Linked DNA regions of Mus musculus: all the other regions are linked to region 2. The links are chromatin loops, found by intact Hi-C in ENCODE. Cell type or tissue: heart. All regions are shown on one strand.

Region 1 (4,000 bases), 97 kb before region 2:
AACTTAGTAAGTTCTGTCAGAGGTGGACACTCTGGGGCTGGGCTTAGTTGGTAGAGTTCTTGCCTAGCACCCACAAGGCCCTGTGTTTGATCTCCAGTACCACATAAGACTTTGGTGTTGTTCATGCCTGTAATCCTAGCATAGAGAAGGGAGGAGGAGGCACAAGGATCAAAAACTGAAAGTCATCCTTGGCTACACAAGGAGTTCAAAGACAGCCAGTGCTACTGGAGACCATGTTACAAAAGTAAAATGGGGGAGGCAGCAGCCTATAAGCAGAGCTGGCTGCCCATCCAGAATTGACTGCTGGCTTTGATGGCAGATGAAGTCCTAAACAGCTTAAGGTCCAGAGATAAAGACAGCCTATGCAAGGGGCTAGCGGGGGATTTTGAAAGAGCAGATGTGAGGGACCCGCATCACCATCTATGGGTACCAGTATGAAGACTATCTCTAAGAGATAATTGCTTCATACTTTAGAAAAAAATGTAGCCACCCACCCTCTAAGGAGGGAGAGCCGGTTTTGAGGGGCCCAAGGCAGGAAAGGAAAAAAAGGCCAGGGGAAAAAGTGGAGAAGCCAGTCCTGACTCCAGTAATCCTAGGGCCCCTACGGGCCATTGTTGGGCTGGACTGTGCCTGCCCGCAGCATTTACTCTGGAGCCTAGAGCTCATGGCCTGTGTGCAGCACTCAGTCAAACACTGTTCTGTGTAAACATGGTCAATGCTCTTTTTGTTGTGTGGGGACTGAGAGCTTGCTAAGGCTCCCTCCCCACCAGACCAAAAAGATGTTTATCAGGTTCTCAGAAGAAAAATGTGGTCGCCCACCACGTGGGACCTGCCTTTCCCCTGCCACACTCACGATGAGCTTTCTCTCCCCCCTCCCCTAGTTGCCCCTTCCTGAGCCTCACAGTGCCGTTACCAGAAGCCAGAAGCCCCCCCACCCGTAAAAGACACACTAAGAAGACAAAGACTAAGACAAAGACAAAGACTAAGAAGACAAAGACAGCCTTTGCAGATACAACCAGAAGTCCCAAACACGAACCATTTCTAGGCTGGAGCCGGGAAGGGGGTGTGTTACAAATTTTAACTCTGGTTGAGAAGTCTCGCCTAGTGGGGGCACAACAGGCCCCTCCATTTATCACAATTTCACAGAGGAAGGTGGACATGGCTGGTGGCAGCTGCAGCTGCCAGATGTAAGAACTACTGAGTCCAGCTTTCATGAGTGTGGTGGGGAAGAGGAGGGGAATGTAGGGGCTCAGATGTCTCAAAAGCCACTTGTAACCATAGCTGTCTCTGAAGTGACTTGTGGCAAATGCCAGCATATGGATGTGGCCCCCCAGGCCGTGACAGAGACAGATGGGTGGATTCAACACCTAGCTCACAAACACACACACAAGCCTTCAGAGGGCCCAGGCCTTCCTTTCCCACCTGCATGGGCTGATTTTATGTACAGCAAATATTAGGCCCTGTTTAGAACAACTGTAGCTCTTTTTCCAGCAAAGCTGCCTCCCTCCCTTACAGGGTCTTTGAACAAACAGCCATGCAGCACGGGAGGGTGGGAGGGGCCCATTCTCAATAGCACGAGACTGCCATCTAGCGGCCTGCTGTGGAGGCTGGGGCTCCCTGGAGAGCTGTTTACACTGAAACTGGAGAAATTGGAGGAAGCCCCCCTGTGGGGTTCAAACAGTGGGGGGCCAGTTAATGGACCCTGCCGAGTAGAGTCTTCCTTGAGAGATTCCCGGAGGTCAAAAGGGATTCTGTCCAGAGACTGAGACCAAAGGGTACTTGTAGGTTAAGATTTGGTCTCAAAGGCAGTGGGTCGAGGACAGAGGCTCTAAAAGAGAGCAAGCTTGAAAATGTGGCTCTTTCCAGGCAAGTCTGGTCTTGTGAGTAAAGGCCCAGACTAGGAGTCTGCTCCCAGGACCCCAGGCAAGGATGAGGTGAAGGGGCTTTGGTACCCACACTCACAGAATCACTGTCATGGCTGACTAACAGAAGAATGTGTAGGGTCCGTATACCCCAGATGTCTCAACCTTTTCACAGCACTGGGCTTCTAGGGGAACATAAACTCTGCACCAGGCAAGGTATCCTCACAGAGCGGTGGCTTTTCACATTCACCCTCTGATTTCTGTTTCCTCCAAACACATGTAACTAAGGCATGGGCTTGTAGCACAAAATAAGGAATGGATTTACTGAGGACTACAGAGATGATCTGCGGAGGTGCACTAGGACCTGGGCTCCTCCTGCCCCGATCTCCAGGTCTGGGCTCTGCTAAGGTAGAGGGAATTGCACAAACAGCCCCAGGACACAGATGAGACAGTGAGCAGAAACAGAGGCGGCAGGTCAGCCGGTCTCACTCACCAGCTGCACGTAGGCCACTTTGTAGTCTGGTTTCTTGATCCTCACATTCTTGTGATCCCTCCTCCTGTTGGAGCCTGTGAGGGGACAGCAGACCAGACCCTGCCTTAACTTCTGGCCCCTTGATGAGCCCCACAATCTAGAAACCATTTTCTAGTAAGGCACAGGATATCATCTGGAGGTGGAGTGGGGAGGGGGGTTTCAAAAGGCAGGCTGAACACCAGAGGGGGGGTCTCAGACAAACATCCCAGTTTCTCTGTTTAAGTAAAAATAGTCTTTGAGCTGGCTGGTGGTGGCTCACACCTTTAATCCCAGCACTCAGGTGGCAGAGGCAGGCAGATCTCTGAGTTAAAGGCCAGCCTGGTCAATGACAAAAAAATAAATAAATAATGTTTTTGAGAATAGAAATGACAACAGAAGAGTTTAAAAGAACAAAAGGAATTTTTTTTTTTTTTTTTTTGGTTTTTCGAGACAGGGTTTCTCTGTATAGCCCTGGCTGTCCTGGAACTCACTTTGTAGACCAGGCTGGCCTCGAACTCAGAAATCTGCCTGCCTCTGCCTCCCGAGTGCTGGGATTAAAGACGTGCTCCACCACGACTGGCTACAAAAGGAATTTCTTTGCTCTCTGGTGAAATGGAGATTCTCTAGGAAGGGCATTTCTTTTTGTTGTTGTTGTTTTGTTTGTTTGTTTTTTTGTTTGTTTTTGTTTTTCGAGACAGGGTTTCTCTGTGTAGCCCTGGATGTCCTGGAACTCACTCTGTAGACCAGGCTGGACTCGAACTCAGAAATTCGCCTGCCTCTGCCTCCCAAGTGCTGGGATTAAAGGTGTGCTCTACCACGCCCGGTAGGAAGGGCATTTCTAAGAGGGTAGCACTACTAGCCAGCCTTGGGCACTAATCAATCTGCCACTGATGGGCTACTTTAGGATCTACTACAGGAGGAGACTGTGGAGGCCTACTAGAGACCAGCCCAGGCTAAGGAAGTGGTTCTAAGGAACAGAGGACATTTCAGGGTCACAGCTAGAAGTGTTGGGGACCTTCAATGAGCTACATAGAAAGAGGCTGGGCACCCTCTGGCAAGACAAGGCACCCAAGCCCCTCAAGGCCTTTGCTTCCCCTCTGGAGTCTGAAGACAACAAGAAGTAGACAAGGGGCTATGTCCTGGTGGCAAGCCACCAACACAGGTACCCACCATGCTGCACCCGTGTGCGCACGGCAGCCACGGGAACATTGTAAATCTGCTCAAGGTAATTCCGAAGGTCCACCCTGGTCATCCTGGATGAGACAGAAAGCAAACAAGTTTGAGCTAAGCCTAGATAAAGAGATATCCTACCCAGGGATAAGGGTGAAAGTCCAAGGAGCAGCTGTGGCCAGGTGAGGCTGGCTCCAGTGTTGTCCCCTCCAGACAAAAGGATGAGCTAAGAGTTAATGAGGGTGGGATTTCATCAGAGTTGTTTACTTGGTCCTCTCCACCTGGATCCTTGACCATTACCTGGAGCCAGGTGGGCTCACCCTGATCAAATGTAAGATATCAGGCCTGTCGCCAGGCTGGGCTCCTATCTGTAACTAAAGACTCGCCCCTAGGGTCTATGAGACATGTGCTGCCAGAGGGGCCTCTCTAGGACTTGGGGGACAAAGCCCATGGTGGC
Region 2 (4,000 bases):
CAAGCCCTGGTGAGGGACTGCAGTACGGGTCACCCTGGGTATCACTTACTCTCCCATCCTGAGATCTCAAGCTCTGATCCTGTGGGGAGAGAGGTGATGGTGTCAGTGTCCGCCTTGCGTGAGGCTAGGCATGGAGACCTGGCCTTGCTAGGCTACTTCTGCTCTACCCGCAACTCAGACCTTCTCAGAGGACATCACCCCCCACCCCCACCCTGAAGATGAGAAGTAAGAGGAGAAAGTGTTCCCAAAATGTCCCGGGCGGGGCCTGAGGAGCTGCAGCTGTCCCCGAGGGAGGGATGGGGTGGGGCTGGCCAGCACAGGTGGCTGCCAGGGTGAGCCTGTTATTTTTAACTCTTGCTCCTTTGGCTTGAGAAGTGAATGCACGGAAGAAAGTGTTCTTCTGTGTGGCCTGGGGGCTCAGGTCCCTACTTGCTTGACCTGAACATTTTCCTGCTTGTGTGTCCCCAGAGACAGGGCCTGTTATCCGAGGCCCATTGTAGACCCCTGTCCTATCCTAGTAGCACATGTTGCTCTCAACCCTAGATCTGTGGGAGACCTCAGAGAGAGCTGTCGGCAGCAGACCCCCAAACCCCCAAGCCCCTGCCCGGGGAAGTCCTCCTATGAGCCAGCCTGAGTAGTGCTCTAGTCTCCCACCTCAAGAAGATGGGCTGGGCCTCACCTAGATGCTGTGCAGCAGTGCTGGGAGCGAGGTCAGGCCGGCAGCAGTGAGTTGGGCTGGTGGGCCAGGGGGAGGGGTATAAATTGCTTTCCCTGGGCCGGGCCCCTGCTCAGAAAGGGCATGGAGTCTCCTCAGACCAATGGGGGCACAGAGAGGAGGAGAGCCTCTCCACCTGCCCAGCCGCCTGGCCGGTCAGCCCAGGCGCTGGCCTGTCCAAGAAGTCTTGGGGTGGGGAGTTGGGGGTGGTTTGCTCTATTTATGTCTCAATGACGAGTTCAAGATGCCAGCCTTGTTCCTGCAAGAGCCCTCAGGACAGCAAGGGTAACCTTCCATGTGGGTCTCCAAGGTACCCAGCTCAAACATCCACTGAAGTCTTCCTCCAAAGGAAACCGGACTTCACCAAAAGTAGGCTGAACTGGAGTCATTGTCAAATGGTATGTGTGGTCTTGTAGTTTTGCACCCACTTGGCCGCTCATTGCCTGCTGGGTGTTCATGCCCTGCTTGGACCCCTGGGCTGACTGTTCACCTCACCAGTCTTCCTGCAAAATTGAGCGCACATGCGCGCGCGCACACACACACACACACACACACACACACACACACACACACACCAAACAAAAACAAAAGCATTCTCTTAGGCCCTGTGTGGAAGGCAGTCAGGGCTCAGGAGAGTGGTGCCCACCTCTTATAGTGAACTTGCCTTTCTGCCCAGGAAGAGAGAAGCAAAAGGGTCCCTGGACCAGCAGCCGGGCCTCTCTCCGCCTGCCACACACCCTGCCCATGGGTGCCTCTGCACAGGCAACTTGAAACATGTCCTTCAACCCCAGAGAGTGGTGCCACCGCCCTAGGAACCTTTCTCTGACCTGTGGGGGCTCAGGGCCCTTGGTTGCCTAGGCAGGCCCTGCATTGCCCGGCTCACTGGGGCCAGGCCCTTACTCCTTTCCCGCTTCTGAACCCCACCCAGAGACACCAGATCATGGCTTGGCCCCAACCCTGCTGCTCTGGGGCCCCTGGGGATCAGAGGAGGGTTGGAGCTGCTAAAGCCCGCCAGATGTGCTGGGATTAAGAGGTATATCACAAGCCAGGGCTGTGAGCCCCCAAAGGCTCCAGAGCAGCTTCCAAAGACATCTACTGCCCCCTGCTGATAGTGCATAAGACACTGTATCACAGTCCCTCATGGTCTTGAGGTCTTTTCCACAAGCTGTACCTACCCACAACTCCCCCTCAATTGCCCTCTTTGCCTTCACAGAGCCAGCTCTAGCCTCCTGCTCCTCTACCAGTCCTGGCTGGCAGAGAGGGTGGTGCCCGTTTTTCAGGGAAAGGCCTAGGAATCAGGCCTTGAGCAGAGAGAGGCCCAGGACTGGCAAATCTGTTCAGAGCACCCTACCCCAACCTTGAGAGGACAGTGGTGCCAAAGTGTAGCCTGCCTTGTATCTCAGATCCTCCTCACAGGGCTCCATCAGGACATGTGAGTGTGAAAGAGAATTTGTTTATTACAGAGAGATCTGAAGAGCCTGCACAAATATCCACAGCTCTCCATCTGGGAAAACTGAGACCCGCGGTGCTTTCAGGAGCGAGGCCTAAGCAGGGGAAGGCGAGGCTGCAGGGCCAGAACACGATCCACTTCCCTGGGGGACCGCAGGTGGTGCCACTGGGCGATGGGCCGCCGAGCATGGGCCAGCATGTCTGCCCAGTGCTGTAGGGGTTGGCCAGAAGCCCGGGAACCCAGCAGCACTTTGCCCACAGGCTCAGTCCGGAGCTGCAGACCACGGGCCCAGACAGCCAGCACCAGGTCCACACTCTGCAGACATGTAGAGGGGATGGTTGTCAGTTTGGCATGGCACAACGTCCCAGGCCACTCTGCCCTTCCTCCCAGCTCCCTACCTGGAGCTGGCTAACGGGAACCAGGAAGACGAAGGCCTCGTTGAAGTAGGGGGTAGTCGTGCCTTTCTTGGAGGATGTTTTGCTCTTCTTCCATTTTCTCTGGTTTAACATAAGCTGGATCTTCACGTAGGCCTCTGCACGAGTGAGAAAGTTCAAGAAGGGAGTCCCATACATGCACACGAGGGTCCAGCTCGCTGTCCACAAAAGTATAGCTCTCACCTGCAAGCCCCGGATTCAGACCCCGAGCCTCCAGTACAACCACAGTCAGGCTGCCTGAGCTGGGCACGTAGCGTAGTGAGAAGCACAGCTCCCCCATCTGCTCAGGCTATGGGCAACAAGACGGGGCTGCAACTGGGAGGGTCATCCTTACCCTTGGGGGTTTGAACTCAGCAGGTACAGCATTCAGACCTTGTCCTCCCCCCATGTTACAGGTAGATCCCGGGCCCCTACCAGCCAGGCTCACCTCAGTGGTCCCTGGAGGGCCTAGCTGGTACCAGCTCTCCAGGACATGTTGAAGGTCCACGGTGCCCAGGGGTAGTTGGAGCTCACCCAGTGGCTCGTGTTCTGAAAACCGCTTGAAGTCCCACAGCTGCACCTTCAGAGTGGCTTTGGGCAGCTCTGCTGGTGGGACCTGCAGACAGGGTAATGAGCTGGGTCCTGCTGCCCTGGCTCCAGCCCACTCTATCTACCCAGACTAGACTTACCAGAAAGCAGCATGTCTCTTCAAACATGGGAGAGAGCGTCCCTCGGTGCACCTTTGTCTCATGTCTTCTCCCAGACTGGGTGGACACACTGACCCAGGCGTAGGGGTCTGCTGTGCCCTCAGCCTTCAGGTTTCCAGCCTGCCTCAGGCCCACTCTAATCTGAGGGCCAGTGGGTTGGCTCAGCCTGGGGTCAAGAGGTTCTTTTCCCCTGCTCCCCTCTACCTGACTCTTCATTCATCACATTCTCCATCAACCACAGAGCCTCTGGACCTGCTGAGTGAGCCTTACCTCCTGGCTTCCAAAATCATACTCTAGTGACAGCAGGAGTCGACCCCACTGTTGGTCCCCTCCAGAGCAGGGTTCTAGGCAGTCCACATCTGGTTGAACCTGGGGTGGATGGTGGGAGATCAGGCAAGTATGATTGAGACCAATCTTTAACCAGAGATCTGGACTATTGTAACACAGATCAGCTCCCTGAGACCAGCCAATCTTCCTTCAATGTGACATATATGCTACTACTGCTACTACTGTAGCTTCCAATGGACCATGGACCAACATCTGCCTGCTTCCTGAATCACTCGTTCCCTATCACCTCTGCTCATCTCCTTCCTCTGAGAAGAAGGCCTGCCAGGGCCGCCTTGAGCTCCCCAGCTTGAACCTTGCACCCCCCCACCCCCTCCCCGGAGTGAACCAGTACAGGACTGGACACAGGTAGATTTGGGTTTCTGCTCCT
Region 3 (4,000 bases), 140 kb before region 2:
CAGACACCACTGGGCCCATGTTATATCCAGGTGGCACATCAGTGCCCATGTCCTGTTCAGGTAATACTCCTGTGTCCATATCCCATCTGTGTGACACTCCTGTGTCCATGCCCCACCTGTGTGACACTCCTGTGTCCATATCCCCTATGTGTGACACTCCTGTGTCCATGTCCCATCTATGTGACACTTCTGGGTGCATATCCCATCTATGTGACACTCCCATGTCCATGTCCCAGCTATGTCACTCTTTTGTGGTGTTGTTTTGTTTTGTTTTTTGAGACAGGGTTTCTCTGTGTAGCCTTGGCTGTCCTGGAACTCACTTTATAGACCAGGCTGGCCTCGAACTCAGAAATCTGCCTGCCTCTGCCTCCCAAGTGCTGGGACCAGCTATGTCACTCTTATGTACCAACTTATCTAAGTCAATATCATATTGTCATGTTAGCATCATCTACAAGCTTTTGTCCAGATACTAGGTGGCACCACCATGCTCACAGTGGTATAAAAGACACATTGTGTGGTTAGTTCTATATGGGGATGGTGTCCAGAAGGGGACAACGGGAGCTGGTTCCCAACTGAGAGGGCCATAGTGTGAGTTTAGGACATAAGTCTTGGCCATGAACTCAGAAGAGACTGAGGCTCCCCTGGATGTTTCACTTCCACTCTCTCTATGCTCATTCTTTAGGAACGTTACTAAGAAGGAATCTGAGAAAGCAGAGCTCTTTCTCCACCACTTGTCTAAGTTCCACAGCCAACAACAGGGCTCAGACTAGGCTCTCACTGGATACTAGCCCCCATTAGAGTACCATGCTTCAGTTAGGTTCTGTTTGCCCACCAGCTGCTAGCCATCACCTAGTCCTCAATGTCACGTACTATTACAATGGCCAAAACAGACTAGACTTGACCCCAAGAGCCCCCCTCCCCGCCAAAGCTTACTGCCCTCATTGTACTTTCTGCCCTGGCAGTCCCCAGATTGACAAAGGCATGCCTAACTTGTTTCTGGAAGAAGAGATCTAGCTCTATCCCATCGAAATGCAAATGAACCACTAGGAGTTTAGCCTGACCAAGGAAGCTTTCCTGCTCACTGTCCATTCAATGCAGTCAAAAGTGCTGTGACTATACAGGAGGAACATAGCAGTGCTGTGACCATACAGGAGGAACATAGCAGAGGCTAAAGGGCCATGGTGCCATGTAAGTGTGTTCTGTGCAGCAACTGATGACCAGACAGTACTGAGTCTGCCTGGAGCCTGAGTTAAAACCGAGAAAATAGCCATTGCCTACAGTTCCCGAATCACCACAAGGAAAGAAAAAGGTTGGTGAGAAAATAGAGATTCTATTTTCATGTCCGGGGGATGAGCGTGCAGGGCACTTACACCCAGGACTCAAAGGAACATGCTACATTCACACGAGCATCCAGGAGGCATAAGAATTCTGCAAGGAGACCATGCCCTATTCTTGGACGTCTGCTGAATCAGTTGTGGGGTTTATACGCGGGAGTTGCCGCGTGGTGGCAGCAAAATCGATTGCGCCAAACCTAAAGAGCCCCCCCACCCCTGGTATTGGAATTCACAAATGGCAATGCTGTGGGTCACCCAAGTTCAGTACCTCAGGGGGGTCACAAATGCCACTAGGGGGGCAGGACACATGCATTTTCTAGGCTGGTACCTCGTGGACTCGGACTCCCAAATCAACAAGGTCGGCTTACTCTCTGCAAAGAATCCTTTGTGTGTAAAGACCAGGGTTGCCGCACGGCGGCAGTGAAGTCTCGTACATCGCAGTCCTAAAACGGATTGCAACTGATTGAGTTTTCTCCCCTATCACCATCTATGATCCCATAGTCATGGGCTTCATGAGGCCAGGGGTTCATGCTAGTCCTTGATAAAACGTTCTCAAGAGCTATCTCAGGTATCTGACTTATAGGGTTCTGGGGCCATCAGCGCTATTGTGTGAAAATTGAAGTATAGCTACTATGTGTGGTGATCATGGAATGTATTGCAGTACCATAATGCAGACCCCACTAAGCATGGTCCTCAAATTCTGCACATCTATGAGGACACCTGACCTCCCTACCCAAAGAATCACTTAAGGAACCGCCAACAAGAAAGTCTGGTGATTTGCGCTTTCGTATTCTAATTGGGGCGTTCAGATGCTAATGATCTCCGGCTCAGGGCTGCAAACAATTCTGAAACTGCATTCTCTCTCAATGGGGCTCAGCTGCCAGCTTGGCAGCTGAGGAATCCTACATCAAGCCTTGGGTGTCAGCCCAAAATCAATTGAAGAGGTGGTAGGACCCCTGGCTGGTTTGTGGCAGATAATCGTACTTATGGCAAAGTTGGGGTTCACCTGTTTTGCACTGTCCCGGAGAGCCTTGTTAAAAGCAGAAGGCAGGACACCTATGCCCTTCCGGAATGGTCTCCTTTGGTCTCAGACCCCATAAACCAGTGCATGTGGTTCGATGCCAGAAAGCACAAAAGCCGTTGTGAGTGGAAAGACCAAATTGCTGCGCTGGTGACTGTCATCTTAAACATTATGTTCCAGAGACAGCCAAAGTTAAGGTTTGCCCATGACAATGTCCAAGGGCCAAAGTTCGGGTTCGCCCACAGCAATGTCCGAAGCCGCTATGCCTCAGTGGTCGATATGGTTTATAAGAGGTTGGAACACTTGTGTTTCTGGAGGGGGTCCCTTTGGTCACTGAACCCCAAAACCAGCCAGTGTGGCTCACTATAGGAAGGCATAGAAGCTGTTATGTGCAACAAGGGAACGGATGCTACCGCGCGGTGGCAGCATACTCCTATATATCGTGGCCCAAATGCTGCCAACTTGGGGGGAGCGATTCATTCCCAGCAATATCCCAGGGTCACCCAAATAGGGATTCATAGGGGTGGTAAGATGTGTGCACCTCTGGAATGGTTCCCTTACACACTGAACCAGAGAACTTGACTCATTCCCTACACAGCCCGAGATCGTCAGTGGCTGGTAAGACCGAAGTTGCCGAGCAGCGACCAGTGCAGTCCCACATACTTTATCATAGAGGTGACCAAAATTGCGGTTCACCTATGGCAAACTCATGGGTCACTCAGGCATAGCATTCAATGATTCATAAGGGTCATGGGGTGGTACAACACACATTTCTTGGGTAGCTCCTTCAGTCTTGCGCCCTTCACGATCGATCGGTTCACTCTCCACGCTGTGCAGATTTGGCTATAGCTAAATGGACAGACGATGCCGCGTGGTGGCAGTACAATACTACATATTGCTCGGCAGACGCGGCATAGGTTGGGGTCCGCTGTGACAAAGCTTTGAGTACCCCAGGTTCAACAAAGGGATCAGGCATTTGTGCACTTACGGAATGGTCCCCTTCTGCCTTGGGACTCCTCAAGCTAGCCAGATCTGTTCAATCCAAACTCAATACAGAATCGGTTATAGGCGGGAGACATAGAAACTGCCGCGTGCGTGCGTCCACCGAAACCCCATAGCCATAAAAGCAGAGGCTGGGGTTCAACCATTGCAATGTCCCAGGTAACCTAGGAACTGTAGCAAGAAGTTGCAAAGCTGAGATTAGAGACTAGGAGAAGTCAGGGATCCGCTTAGTTTGAAGTGAAGCAGGAGGGTGGGTAGCAAGAGGGAGCATAGCGGGTGTGGCATGGTGGGGTTGTATAGCGTGGGTTATAGCGAGGGGGTATAATGGGGAGGTATAGTGGAAGTATAGTGGGAGGTATAGTAGGGGTATAGCGGGGGATATAGAGGGAGTTATAGTGGGGGTATAGCGGGGGCATAGCGGGGGCATAATGGGGGACATAGTGGGGGGCATGGCAGGAGGGGCATAGTGGGGGTATAATGGGGGTGTAGTGGGGCGGTATAGTGTGGGTATAGTGGGGGACATAGCGGGGGTATAGTGGGGGTATAGCAGGGAGGGTATAGTGGGGGTATAGCAGAGAGTATGGGGGCCATAGGGGAAGTATGGTGGGGGGTATGGCAAGGGGTATGGTGGGGAGGATGACAG
Region 4 (4,000 bases), 57 kb before region 2:
CGGGAGCCTGGAGGGCTAGGGGCCACCTGGTCTCCCAGCCACAAGATCAGATATGAGCTTCCTGCTCAGGCCCAGGCTCCTTTCATTCCCTCTGTCCTGGTTCAGCTTGGCTCCTGTTTGTCTTCACCTGAACCTTAGGAATCTGCCCCAGGGGTTCACAGATATCTCTCCCCTGAGCTTCTTCCCAGGGTGATCTGAGATAAGCCCAGATCTGCAAAAGGGCAGACCCATGGGCTCCAAGGATGAGTTGAAATCACATTCTTTCTCTAAGGTCATTCTTTCAGAGTCTCAGAGGGGCTCCAGCCAGCTGCCAGGCAGGCAGCTGCAGGCGCCCTTAGAGCTCTGAATGATGTCCTCTGACTCACTCGATCCTTATCTCACCCTCTGCCCTTCTTCCTAGATCCTACCTTAGGAGGTCTCCTTTGTCCTGAGTCACACAGGAGCCCCACTCCTTCTCACTTCCTGTGCTTTTCTATTCTGGTTTAGAACCAGATCTTTTATGTCATCCCAAGGTTCAAGCACCATGCTTCTAGTTACCAAAATACAACACAGCAAGAGGCACAGGACCCATTGAACTCCCCTTAGATGCTAGGCAGCCAAGCCCAGACACAGTTGCCCACTCCTACGCGGGCTGTTCACATCCATACACACCTGTAGTTGAGTCTGAGAAAGGCTGGGGGCTCCTTGTGGACAGGACCAGCAGCAGGCACTGTCCAACAGCCTCACCCCTTCATGTTATAGTGACATCTGATCTTCTCTGGCAGCCCATTGGCCAGCAGATGGGTGGCTGGGGCATGGGAAGGGGGAGGGTGTGCCCAAGCAGGCCCCTGACCAAGTATAGGAATGCCCCAGAGGAGGCCCAAGGAGGCAAGGATGGAGGAGACATGCCTGGAGGAGGAGGCAAGGTCCCTAACTGTTCCAGAAAGGTGTCAGCTGCTATTTTTACCTACCCTCCCCCCTCAGCAATGGGCACATGCTTGATGGGCTGAGGGAGAGAGGAGGAAAGGATTGGGTCTAGACCAAGGCTGTTCTTGAGTCAGGCTGTTGGGGGAAGGGTCATCAGAGCCTGGGTTTTGGGTTCTTTGGTCCCCTGTTCCTCTGCCCGAGGTGGCTTGTAGGAGCAGGTACTTTGTTCAAGATCGGTGTCTAACTCTATATGGCACCTCCTGCAACTCTGCCCTGCTTCTCCAGCATAGAGACAGCTCAAGATACCCACCAAATGAAGAGCCCTGGGTCCCTAGCCCATGTCACACACAGCCCCTTCTTCGAGGCCAGGCCTATTTTTCAAGTGGACATCACTGGAACACGTCTCATGAAATGATCACCTAATAGGAGAAATGATCACCTAAACCTTGCCTCTGGTTGTCCATCTTCCTCAGTAACTGGGGAGGGCTGAGCAATGCTTGGGCCTGTTATTGGTCTGGGGGCTCCATACTAAGTAGTGGACCTGGAGGTCATATCTCTGTCCAGGGATGTGGGCCCTGCTGAGCAGACCTGGCCATGAGCAGACCTCGCCATGTGCCTGGCCTTTTTTTCCTCAAGACTCCAGGGGGCACCATCCAACCATGGACACTCTTCTGGGCCTTATGTGCCTGGTCAGCCTCTAGGGAAACTGAAGCACCAAGTAGCAAGAGACCAACCTGGCATTTGCCATTCACTCTCTTAACCCTCCCAGACCCCATGGCTTGTCGTGTGTGGCTGGTGGGGTCTGTGGATCTGTTCAGTTCAGGGAAAAAGCCAATGTGGAGTGTAAAGTAATGGTAGGTGAGCCCTAGGGGACACAGACAGGGCTCTGGTCCTTTTGCATCCTGAGATTAGAGACATCAGGATGACCAGTAGGAGGCCCACAGTATGCCAATCTCCACCAAATCTTAAGAGTTTCTGGAAGGTTTGGATTGACCCACCATCCACCTCCTATGTGTTAGAGATGGGGCCATAGAATGCCAGAGACACAAGATCCAGCTTGTGATCAGAAGGAGAGTGGAGCCAGTCTTCTAGCCTGCTGGCTCATAGAACAGAGCTTCTCTCCTGCTCTCCTCTGCTCCAAGCACCTGCCCCTTAGAGGCCCCTGGAGTTGTTGGGCCAGCTCAACCTTCCTGGACAGAACCTATGTGTCCCTCTATACCTCCATCTATACCATTAGATAGATAGGGTTCAGTGAGCTCTAAATATTGTGGATGCCCAGCTCAATCTGGCCTTGAGGGTCATGTAGAGTTTATGAAGTCCCACACTAGTGCCAAAGGGACTCTAATTCTCTTCTGTGGTGAGGTCAGCCTCCCTTCTCATCTGGCTCTACTGAGACCAACCAAGCACACCACTCAGCTGAAGAACACGGAGAGCAGACATGGGGGATTTTATCCAGTCTATTGTTGTTGAACCCCTGAATCCAGAAGCTCTTGCCTGAGAGCAATGAGGGTCCTTAGAGGTCTATAGATGGCTATGCTACCATCTCTGTAGTGGCTCCTCATGGCCAGCAGGGGAGGGTGGCTACCCACTTCAGAAGCCTTTGGCATACGCTTTCAGTGAGGTCAGAGAGACCAGGCAGGTCTTATTTTGAGTAACAGTCACCTCCTCCTCAGGGGATCAGGCCCAAGGTACAGCGGGACAGCATAGAGTGGGCACTGCTGGACCAGGTGCTGCCGTCCACCAAAGACTCGAGCAGGTAACACGTGCAAGGTAATACACAAAAGGTCCTACTTGGCCTGGCTGGGGCTTGGTGGGGAAAAGACAGGAGAAAAGGCTCCCTGGGAATCTGAGAGAGAACTGGAGCCCCTGGTGGTGGTGGTGGTGGGGCAACGAATTCCGTTGGATGGGACTTGGAGACTGTCCCTGTTCTATCCAAGAGACTGAGAGGCAGTGGCTTCCCTGAATAGTTGTGAGAGATCCCTCAAAGTCGGTGAACATCCATCTGACTTTGACTGGGCTTGGAGGACAGAGGAGGCTGAGAAGAGCCTGCCCTTCAAGTGTCTTTACTTCTATGGCCTATACAGGTGACTCCCAGAATAGTGGGGTTTTCAGAGGCTACTCAATCTGGGTGCTGAGCAGACAGGGAATGGAAGAGCCCCTGGACCCTGAGCCTCACCCAGCGCCCCTACTTGACCCACTGTGGCTGGCTCTGCCAAGCCCAGGATAGGATTGGCTGACATGGCACTTGGGACTCAGCCACTGTGATCTGGGCAGCAGCTGTCCCCATGCATGACAGTGCCTCCTGGTTCGAAAAACACTCTGATTGGCTGTAAAGGTATTAGAGCAATTCCCGAATCCTGAAGTGAAGTGGGTCTTTAAGTAGGGCTTGGAGGAAGCAGCAGCAGCTATTGGGCCTTTCAGGAGGCTGGCAGGAAGATGGAAGGGCAGTATCCTGGTGTCCCTGGCAGGGTAGGCAGTGTTACAGCAGAAGGTAGACTCCACATCTGAGGCCCAAGTAAGATTTAGTGAGTTGTACTCTGAAGGCACACCTTGCACTCTCCTCTTGAGGCCAAAGAGAGAGGCTGGGCAAGTCACAGGAGCAATAATACTCTGCTCTGTCACTTGGGATGCCCATTTTGGTCTATGCTAGAGTCTAGTTCCTCATCCTGTGATGGACCTTGAAGCAGCTTCTATCTGCTGCTCTTGGTCACCACCTCATTTGAGTAGGAAGGGCAGGGAGTGTCCTTTGTCCAGAGAGAAGCTCCTGGTTGAACAGAGTATGGTTCTATCATGGTGACCAGGAGGGATAAGGCCATCTACCCATCTGCATCAGCAACTGTATCTGCTGAGCTATGTGTTCCTACCAGTGGGGTTTGAAGCTTCTAAAAAGTCAAGATTCTGAGTGTCTAGGTGTATGTCACAGCCAAGGTTAGACCACTGAAGCTGTCAAGAAGCTCCAGATTCTAGAGATACCAGGTTTTAGAGTCAAGCCTAAGGGTAGGCCTGGCAAAGGGAGGGTGCCCCTGAGAAGGACATCCCACTGCCCGCTGCCATTCATCCACTTGTTCAGCCCTTATATGCTTGCTCATCCTCA
Region 5 (4,000 bases), 240 kb before region 2:
ATCCCATAAGCCCTGGGCATGAGCCAGAACTCCACTTCTCAAAAATGACCAGTTGTGAGTTCTAAGCAAGGTGGCCATGAGGAAGACCTAGGGTTGGGGCCTCCTACCACTTCTCAGCCCCTCCTTCCAGCTAGATAGGTTCCTTGAACCTAACTGCTTGGTAGTCCCCTAGAAATATTCTCAGTTCTAAAGAAAAGCCACAAAACAGCTAGATCTTTGGGAAATCTCAACAGAGTGCCTCTCTTTCACACTCTGAGCCCAGTTGGGTGCCACCTGTCCGGCAGATGAGAGCTTAGGGGCCTAGGGTGATCCTGGTTGCCACAAGGGCTGGCCAACCTGCCTGCCACCCAAGCCAAACCCATCTGTTCCTCAAAGCTCCACCCAGAACCAGGGTGGCAAGTCTCTGAACTAGACATAGGCCTCCTTGCTGGTACTTGTTGGCTGGGAAGCCTCCTCCAGCAGTGCTAAGAACCCTTCCTGGTCACCCCCTCTCTGTGACAATACCACAGCCCCACCTAGAGAAATGTCACAAGGCCATAGCCAGCCATCCCCCTGAAAAAGGAAGGCCAGAAATGAACATAATGGATGAGTGGATGGATAGACACTGGACCCAAAAGAAGAAAGAAGGAGGAGCCTGGGGTCATTCTATGGAACTCCCCAGGGTCTTGGGTAGGGTAGCAGATAGGGTACCCTACTGTTCAAGTGCCACAAACTTTCTGGAGGGCATATGAGTCACGGGTAAAGGGAACAAAAATCTTTGGGTCCTTGGGCCTTGTGGGGCGAGTCAAGCTTTTCAGGAAATGTGGTGGACTAGTGCTATGGGGTTCTAGAAACAGAAATATGGTCCAGATATCCAGATTCCTATCTATGGCTTCACTCCTGCAGCCTTTGACTCCGACCTCAAGGGAGAGGCAGGTTGCCCCAGAACCAACCTGTGCAGGCTGAGGCACATGCCCCATGCCTTCCTGAGGCATTCTGAAACTCTAGTTTAGAGCTCTACTTCCTACTGGCCTTGAGGAGAGGAAGCAGAATACTAGAGATGGACATGTGCTGTCTCTCAATCCCTCCAAGAGTGGACAAGAAGAAGCCACTCAAACTGAACCAGTGCCCAGGGAGCAGAGGTCAAACCGGATTCAGTCTTTGATCAGCATCACCCTGGGTGCTAACCCCAGACATCCCAGCAGAGGACTTCAGATGTTCCTTTAAGCCCTAGGTCACCCCATGTAGGTCAGTCCTTGACCTGGCTCAGGCACTCCTGCTGACCTTGCTGAGGCCCTTCAGCGCAGCCCTGCAGCACAGGAGCTCCCCTTGTCCATGGGGTCTGCAGTGATAACCATGTTTACCCAGCTAGCTGTGTTGTTGCTTTGGTATTTGAGATTTAGCTGTGTCTTATGGGGACCTCATTGCCTCTGCCTACCATCTGGAAGGCCAGGGTATTACTAAGGATAGCCAATATACCTCTTGCCTGGATTGATGAAGCAGTTCAGCTCCATATATATGGGATGGAGAGACTCATACTAATACTACACATGGGGAGATTGAGGCCTGGAGCCAGGGAAGCCACTCTTCTGCTATGCTCAGTGCTATGCTACTCACAGTATAGATTACCCAACACCTAATATGGTCTTCCAATGTAGCTGCCTAGAGGTTGGCTCCCCTAGATTACATTGTCTCCGGGTCCAAATGAGCTGACACCTCAGCCTAGCCCCAGGGACCTTATTTGCTTTCTTACATTATCAATAAATATTTACTGTACTCATGTTCTCTCAGGCTGAACAGGCCCTGAGTGATATGAGAGGTAGGGTCAGGGATGCTGAGGTCCATTTTTTACCCTTTGAGATCCTTATACCCAGCAAGGTTCTGAACCAAGGAGTAGGAACCAGATAGCTCTTAAGTCAACCCACCCAGAAAAGTTGTCACTAGGCAGCCTCAAGCACTAGTTGGTGGCTTTCTAGCCTAGATGTGAATGATGGAGACCCCTGAGGAGCCTTCCCACAAACTCAGATTGGGTGTCCCTCCGTGCAGATAACTACTGTTTTGGAGTAGACATTTGAAATCTAGATACCATAGCCAGAAATGGTTAGTCATGGAAGCGTCCAGCAGAGGTCACCAAAACCTTGCTTTTGAAGTACTACAACAAGTCTGAAGGGCTGGCTTATCATAGTAGATCCTTCTAGAGGCTGCATAGTGTCTCCCTTTGCTCCTCTGCAGTCACAGGAACAAAGAAGCTTCCCAAGACGCTGACTGCTCTAAATTGTGGAGAGTATGAGGTTTGGGAAGGAAAGACTGGATGTGCACCTTTGGGGTTTAGGTTTCCTAGATTCCCATGGAGGAGGAACAAATAAATATCCAGGTGTCTGCACCATTCCTAGAATGTCTCAGGTTAGAGTCATCTTCTACCTGTCTAGAATTACAGCTGCCTAGAGGAGAGTGTAGGAGGTAATCCATGCAACACCTCACACGATGGCTAAGCAAACAGGCCAGGGGAGCAGACTGTCTATTTCCAGCTGGGACCTTTGTGGTTCCCAGAGCCCTAGTGGACACAGAGACTGGGAGCCAGAAGATCCAGTAATCCCTTCCTTTGCTTGGAGTGTTCTTAGGCACACAGGCTGGAAGACAAAACTCTAGTTTTCACATGAAGTAGGGGCTACAGGGACCCCAGGGTGCAGGATGCTTCACGCAGAGTCCATCTGGGACAAGGTCAGCTCTTTCCCATGTCTACCTTCCGCTCAGCGCTGAGAAGGGAAGGTCATTTTTGAAAAGAATGTTGGGGGTGGTGTGGCCAGGGGTAGTCGAGCTGAAGAACAGTCTGGATGCCGTGTCTCTTTTCTCTTCCCCCCTCCAACTATTGTTTCTGGCTGGGCCACAGAACAGCAAGGCGGATTCCTTCGAAAGTGAAGCTGTGGAGGTGGCCCTGTGTGGTCCAGCCGTGCTGTGCTGGCGCCAAGTTACCCAGTGGCTTTGAGCCAGCCCCCTTGGAGTCACTGGCTCACTGCCTGGCTCCCAGGTATCCTGTCTCCCACCACCACCTTGGTACAAACACCTCACCTATAACACCCTTCTGCTGCAGGTAGTCAGAATCCCGTGCCTGATCTGCAGACCCCTGCGTCAGACCCTTGAATCTGGGCCTAGGCTGGGCCTAGGATTGCCAGCATGCCTCTCTCTCCAAGAAGGGCCTAGGCCTGGGATCCTCAGACTGAAAGTTGTCATGGTGATGCATCACCCACTCAGTGCTTCATCCATATGCTCAAAGTGAGTAGATCCAGTTATCTGACCTCTGGGCTAAGGTCACCGACTCTGGTTGGCTGTGCCAGCCAAGTCCCAAAGGCCATGTATGGCTCTCACCTGTAGACTAATGATGGATTCTTTACCAATTTGCCAACAACAGACGTATGTCTTAAAGCTGCCCAACCTAGAGGTCCACAGACTCTCATGTTTCCATGAGGCCTCATCCCTTGCAGTCCTGCGAAGCCTTTAGAATCCTGCTGCTAGTGATGAGCCACATTCCACCAGGACCTCCCTCTGGCTTTCCCAGTCCATCTGTGTTTGTGGACAACAGAGCAGAGTCCCTCAGCCCTGCCAGCTTGCGGCTGTTCATGCTGAGGCCCTGGCACTCCCCCTCTGCTCTTCAAAGGCTACCCTGGCTTAGAACTGAGTCCTGCTCCAGCTGGGTCTCCTCTCTCCTGTCCAATCCCTAAGACCCATGGTGACCTCGACTATGGATGACCTGGAAGACTCCTCCTAATTTCTATAGGCCCAGATCCTGAGCATGGGTCAGCAACACCTGGTGACCCAGCAGCAGACAGAATGAGCTGATGACCAGAGGTAAAATGAGGCACCCACATCTGTGCCCTGGCAAATGCTACCTGAGGATGAAGAACAGTATCAGTTGGCAGGACTAGGGAACTAGTAAAAGGTGAAGTGCTCCAACCTGGACCCAAATATTGAAAAGGAGATGGGAAGGGCTGGCTGAGTGGGAGAAAAGCTGACAGAGAACTAG

What was found. Peaks named below come from ENCODE experiments on the same cell type or tissue, not always from the same donor. Only the 100,000 strongest peaks of a DNase experiment are listed, where the experiment ranks them.
Region 1: a loop joins it to region 2, with 2.7 times the contacts of the local background. A loop is called at or near these places in 7 of 42 quality-filtered maps.
Region 3: it touches region 2 in a loop (8-fold over the local background); 21 of 42 quality-filtered maps call a loop at or near these places.
Region 4: it touches region 2 in a loop (7-fold over the local background); 20 of 42 quality-filtered maps call a loop at or near these places.
Region 5: a loop joins it to region 2, with 6 times the contacts of the local background. A loop is called at or near these places in 21 of 42 quality-filtered maps.

The regions. Positions count from the first base shown.
Region 1 is chr7:142,535,696-142,539,695 of GRCm38, reverse strand. It overlaps Mrpl23 (mitochondrial ribosomal protein L23), which reads right to left. Exons shown (of 5, transcript NM_011288.2): 3 at 3,544-3,626; 4 at 2,356-2,429. Among named protein-coding and RNA genes, the nearest start is that of Mrpl23, 4.7 kb to the right of the region's middle. In heart, a CTCF peak has its summit at 1,616 (motif pointing left); a DNase peak (open chromatin) is centred at 1,605; H3K27ac peaks cover 3,526 bases.
Region 2 is chr7:142,438,548-142,442,547 of GRCm38, reverse strand. Syt8 (synaptotagmin VIII) reads right to left here. Exons shown (of 9, transcript NM_001285861.1): 4 at 3,556-3,654; 5 at 3,268-3,426; 6 at 3,027-3,194; 7 at 2,783-2,888; 8 at 2,564-2,697; 9 at 2,152-2,480. The coding sequence ends at 2,247. Tnni2 (troponin I, skeletal, fast 2) reads right to left here and starts at 732. Exons shown (of 8, transcript NM_009405.3): 1 at 680-732; 2 at 50-79. The coding sequence starts at 57. In heart, a CTCF peak has its summit at 1,817 (motif pointing left); DNase peaks (open chromatin) are centred at 17, 647, 1,627 and 2,427; H3K27ac peaks cover 4,000 bases.
Region 3 is chr7:142,579,545-142,583,544 of GRCm38, reverse strand. No RefSeq gene overlaps it. Among named protein-coding and RNA genes, the nearest start is that of H19, 3.4 kb to the right of the region's middle. In heart, CTCF peaks have their summits at 1,511, 1,712, 2,736 and 3,223; a DNase peak (open chromatin) is centred at 2,791; H3K4me3 peaks cover 1,502 bases; H3K27ac peaks cover 1,613 bases.
Region 4 is chr7:142,495,551-142,499,550 of GRCm38, reverse strand. It overlaps Tnnt3 (troponin T3, skeletal, fast), which reads right to left and starts at 715. Exons shown (of 18, transcript NM_001163664.1): 1 at 652-715. All of the region lies in intron 1 of Prr33 (proline rich 33), which reads left to right. In heart, CTCF peaks have their summits at 1,544 (motif pointing right) and 2,474; DNase peaks (open chromatin) are centred at 1,530, 2,590 and 3,260; H3K27ac peaks cover 3,564 bases.
Region 5 is chr7:142,673,966-142,677,965 of GRCm38, reverse strand. No RefSeq gene overlaps it. Among named protein-coding and RNA genes, the nearest start is that of Ins2, 3.8 kb to the left of the region's middle. In heart, a CTCF peak has its summit at 2,082 (motif pointing right); no DNase peak of the experiment used is centred here; H3K27ac peaks cover 931 bases.